Regions from separate parts of the Mus musculus genome. Here region 1 is linked to region 2. The links are chromatin loops, found by intact Hi-C in ENCODE. Cell type or tissue: left cerebral cortex. All regions are shown on one strand.

The links. A loop is a pair of places that touch in the nucleus more often than their neighbours do. Peaks named below come from ENCODE experiments on the same cell type or tissue, not always from the same donor. Only the 100,000 strongest peaks of a DNase experiment are listed, where the experiment ranks them.
Region 1: it touches region 2 in a loop (2.1-fold over the local background); 5 of 42 quality-filtered maps call a loop at or near these places.

What each region holds. Positions count from the first base shown.
Region 1 is chr8:84,413,219-84,415,718 of GRCm38, reverse strand. It overlaps Cacna1a (calcium channel, voltage-dependent, P/Q type, alpha 1A subunit), which reads right to left and starts at 355. Exons shown (of 47, transcript NM_007578.3): 1 at 1-355. The coding sequence starts at 74. In left cerebral cortex, no CTCF peak of the experiment used is centred here; DNase peaks (open chromatin) are centred at 80, 631 and 1,158; H3K4me3 peaks cover 1,605 bases; H3K27ac peaks cover 1,523 bases.
Region 2 is chr8:84,362,532-84,365,031 of GRCm38, reverse strand. It overlaps a transcript of Cacna1a not described here. Among named protein-coding and RNA genes, the nearest start is that of Gm23626, 17 kb to the left of the region's middle. In left cerebral cortex, a CTCF peak has its summit at 1,123 (motif pointing left); a DNase peak (open chromatin) is centred at 1,126.

The sequences.
Region 1 (2,500 bases), 51 kb before region 2:
ACCCCGGCGGCCGGCCCTGAGCCTCCTCCGCCTGCGCCGTAGCGGCCCGGCATCTCGTCTCCAAAGCGGGCCATTCTGCAAAGAGCAAAGGGCCTCGGGTTACGCGGCGGCTGCTGTTGCTGCGGCGAGCGCTGCGGAAGCCACGGCCACCGCCACCACCACCACCACCACCGCCGCCGCTGCTCAGGCTGGCCGGGCTGTGGGGACGGCGGCTGCACCTGCGACTGCGGAGACGCTCCACGGCCCAGCCCATCGGGCGGCGGCGCCCGGCCTCAGCTCGGGGGGCTCACGAGCGGGACGGCCCGGCCGAGCCGGGGAGCGCGGCTCGGGACATGCCGGCAGAGGCGGTGACCCCGGGCGGGAGGAGGGGTGCGGGGGAGGGCGCGGGGGCGGGGCGCGGGGGAGGGGCGCGGCAAAAATAACCGGGGACGCGATCCAGGCGATCCCCGGCCACCCACTCCGGAGAAGAAGAAAAAAAATTTTTTTCAGTTAAAAAAAAATCAGTTAAAAAAAATAGTGTAAAAAGATCAGCTTTTTTTTTTTTTAAAGCAACGCTCCAATGCACACCCCCTTTAAAACGCGAAGTCTAAACGAAGGACGTCCCCCCTCCCTTGGACGCAGAGACTGGCTTCAAATTCCTCCGAGGTCCGGGTCAGCTTGGCATCTTGCTAAAGGCGTGGGCTCGGCCCATTAGTAAAAAAATAAAATAAAATAAAAAGAAAAGAATTAAATAACAAAAAAACAAAACCAGGTCTTTGCTATAGGAAGAGGGTGGCAGCGAAGGATTTGTCCGTCTGTTTTGCTGACTTTCCTAGACCTGGAAAGAATAGAAAATTCCTGAAAACGCTGCAGCCCCTCCCCCAAATTCAACCCGACTGGAGAGCAGAGGGCGGAGGAGCGGGGCGCAGGGGCGCGGCGGGGCTCGGAGGCTTCAGGGAGCCGCTGGTCCCCGGCTTTGAAAAAAAGCCGATCTGTTTTCCTCCTGATTCAGCAGCCGCCGGCTCCTCTGCGCGCGGAAGCGTGTGTGCGCGCAGCCAGGCGCGGCGCAGCCTCGGCCGGGGGGAAATTGCAGCAGCGCAGTCTTGAAAATTCCCCACGGGGGGAAGGAGGCGAGAGAGCGAGCGAACGAGCGAGGGAGGGCGGTGCGCGCCGCTCGGCAGAGGTTCGGGCTGCGGCAGAGCCTGGCAGCATCCCACCCCCGGGTGCCTCCCTCCCTTCCCCCCAGCTCCGCTGAAAGAAGAGGTGCGGGGTGCGAGGAGGGAGCTGCCCGGCCGGGAGCCGGGGCTAGATCGCGGCCCTGCGCCCTAGAGCAAGACCCACCCGGCGACACGCGCAACCAATCACCAGCGCGAGAGCAGGCGCGGCCAGGCGCGCAGGGGGAAGTCGGGACAGAGTCCTCCGGCACAAGGGACCTTGCTTGCCACCCGAGGTCCGCGTCGCTGCCTAGAACGAGGCGTGCCCAACAGGAAGGAAGAAACTTAAAAGACCAGAGGGTTTGGTCTGGAGACTTGGTGCGGGTGGCCGACGCTGAACAAATGTGGGTCTGTTGAGCAGAAGACAGTTTTTATGAGCTAGAAGAATGGTTTGGGGCACTTCTAGGAAGGCTGTGGGTCCCAGGGGGCCAATCCAAGCTAATGTATAGGAGATCCTGGTGGCAGCCCCCGTGTGAGCTCCCAGGAGCAGACCACTCACTGAGACCTAGGGTGTTAGGCGGGGGCTGCTGGCCTAGCTCGGTTTGGCCCCTGCTCTATAAGGCACTTGGATCACCCCACCTGCTTTTTTTTTTTTTCTTCCTATTTGGAAACTCCATGAACACAGAGAAAACTACATAAATCACAAATGAACAAGTTGAGGAATTGCTGCGAATGAACCCTCCTGGAAGCCAGCTCCCCAGAAACCCGCCTACAGGCCTACACGGGGGCCAGTGCCAGTATAACTTCTGCCTGAGCATTCTGCTAATTCTTTTAGCTTTATTTATGACCTTGGCATGCCTTCCTCGGCAGGAGTTATGCTTTGCTCCTTTTGATCTCATAATAAGCATCATTCTGCAGAACCTGTGGGTGACACATTTTCTTTGCTGTATAATACTCTATAAAGAAAAGTCTACAATTTGCTTGTCCACTTTCTTTTTTCTTTCTTTCTTTCTTTTTATTTTTAATGGGCATCTGGGTTCTTTCTTTTGGGGCCACAGTACGGCATTGCCTGAGACACCATATGCATGTGAACTTGCCTGCTTGTGGATTGAGGCTTTGTATGGGCAGTGTTTCAGGCTCTATACACGTAGTAGCTTCAGGATTATAGGATGTGAAACTTAACTTCTAAAGCAGATGTACCAAGAAATAGTTTGGGGAGCTAGAAAGGTGGCTTAGAAGGTAGAATGTAGGCTGTTCTTCCAAAGGACCCCAGTTGGATTCCCAGCGCCCACATGGTGACTTACAACCAGCTGTAACTCCAGTTCTGGGCAATCCAACACCATCTTCTGGCTTCCTTGGGCACCAGG
Region 2 (2,500 bases):
GCAGAGAAGAATCAGTGCGGAAAGCCTTCTGAGCATGAGGACCTGAGCTTCATCCCCAGGACCCATGGAAAAAGCCAGACATCTTGCAGCCTTGTATCCCTAGCATGGGGAGGGGGAGGGGGAGGGGAGACCGGAGGATCCCAGGGTTGCTGGGGCTGCAGAGCAGACAGCTAGCCTAATGATGAGCCCCAGGACCCAATGAGAGACTTGTGTTAAAAACCAGAGTGGAAGCCAGGCATAAATGGCACATGTCTTTAATCTCAACACTCAGGAGGCAGAGGCAGGTAGATTTCTGTGAGTTCAGGTCGGCCGGGTGTACATAGTGAACAGCACAGCCAGGGTTACAGAGAGAGACCTTTCTTTAAAAACTAAAACAAAACAAAACAAAACAAAACAAAACAAAACAAAACAAAACCAGAGTGGAGGTCTCCTGAGAAATTATGCTTGTGATTGACCTCTGACCTCCACATGCATGCTCACGTGTGTATACACGCCTGCACGCACAAACATGTATAGACCCACGAACAAAAGGAAATGTTTGCCACCCAGAGCTGGATGCTATCGCTGTCTCAACTTTACAGACAAGGAAACCAGACCATAGAGAGGACGAGGTTTTCCGCTCTCAGGGTCAGCCGCGTAGACCCTGATAGACCTGGGATTCAAACTCTGTCCACATGCCAGGCGAGAGTCCAGCCACTAAGACAGCCACAATCCCTTGCAATTGATCTTGGAAGTTTTTCCTTTATTATTATTGTGTATGTGAGTGCTCTCACACCTGAGCCACAGCATGCAGAGAGGGTTCAGACGGTAATGTGGAACCGTGTCGCTCCTGGCACATTTACACAGGTTCCAGGAATTGAATTCAGGTCTCCAAACTTGTGCATAAAGCCCAGCTAGCCTGCCTGCAACTGATCTTTACCAGATTCATTTCGCATTTAAAAAGAACTGGTTTGTGTGAGGACTGGTATGGTGAGAAATGACGTCTTGAGGGCTCTGCGACCAGTGTCTCAGAACACTGCTCCCTAAAGCTGGGAAGCGAAAGGCCAGGAGACACAACCTGGGATCTGCGTTTTCGGCTTCTGAGGCCTGGTACCTGCTCAGCTCGTGGACCACAGCGCCTCCTGGTGGTCTGCCACAGAACCTTCAAGCGGGAACCCGGCGGTTCTAAACCACTGGTCCGCAAACGCAGTTCCTAAAAGGTTCTAAAGGATGCATTTTTCAACACGGGGAGCCAGACAAACACACACAGTTCCGCTGTTTGAGGTAAAATTATCGCCAAATGTTCCCGGGAGTAAGGAAATGGTGTCTCATAAAAACACTAAGGGGGATGATGCTGAGGAGACAGCTCACACAGTAAAGCGCTTGTTACACAAGCTTAGGACCTGAGAACCAATGTAAAATTCCAGCAGTGGCAGGCAGTGTGTGCTGGGGCTAAACCAACAAGGCTCATAGTTAAGAGCGCTCCCTGCGGGCTGGAGAGAAGGCTCTGGCGGTTGAGAACACTAACTGCTCTTCCGGAGGTCCTGAGTTCAATTCCCAGCAACCACGTGGTGGCTCACAACCATCTGTAATGGGATCTGATGCCTCTTCTGGAGTGTCTGAAGACAGCCACAGTGTTCTCATATAAATAAAATAAATAAATCTTTAATTTAATTTAATAAATCTTTAATTTAAGTCTCTCAGACTTAAATTTTAAAAAGCCCCCCTCTGGGAAGTGAGGCAGAGCTCACCGCAAGGTCTGCTGGTGACCTCCTTGGGCACCTGGGGAAGGTCACCAAGGTTGTCCTCTGGCTCAGCACACACCTGCATGCAAACATACACATATCTGCAGTCATATGCATCTCCACACACTGACCGTGAATGTCCAGGTAAGTACTCATAAAACTCCTAAAGTCTGGACTGCTGAGATGAGCCCCGAAGGCTACATGCTGAAGCCCGTGCTGGTGTTCGGGAGTGATGGATGGGACCAGTGAGGGGTGGGGTCTAGTGAAGAAACTGAAGTCACAGGGGATTGACCCCCAACAGGGATTTAGAACCCCGATCCCTCTCTCCTCCCAGAATACCTCTCAGTGAGTTCTGCCTCACCATATGCAACACACCATGACGTGCCTCATCACAAATACAGCCCAGAAACTGAAGCTGGTGAGCATGGACTGCAGCCTTGGAAGCTGTGAGTCTGCAGCACAGGTTAGTAATAACATCACCTGAAAACAGCTAAAAGAAAGGATTTCAGCTATTCGCTCCCTGCGGTATGTCTAAAGTGATAGTTATCATAGCTCACCGGCTTCTCCCTCATTTCTCAGTGAGCTCAGGTGGATTCAGGCTCCCATGCACATGTGGATCTGGTGGCCATCACAGGCTTCACTAGACAGAGAGTGAGTCAGCAACAGTGGAGCTTTCTGGAGGGTCTGGGGATGGAGCCTCAGGCTGCAAGGATGCTAGGCCAGCACCCCACCACTCCTATCCCCAGCCCATCCATGCAAGTTTAAGAAAAAAGTGG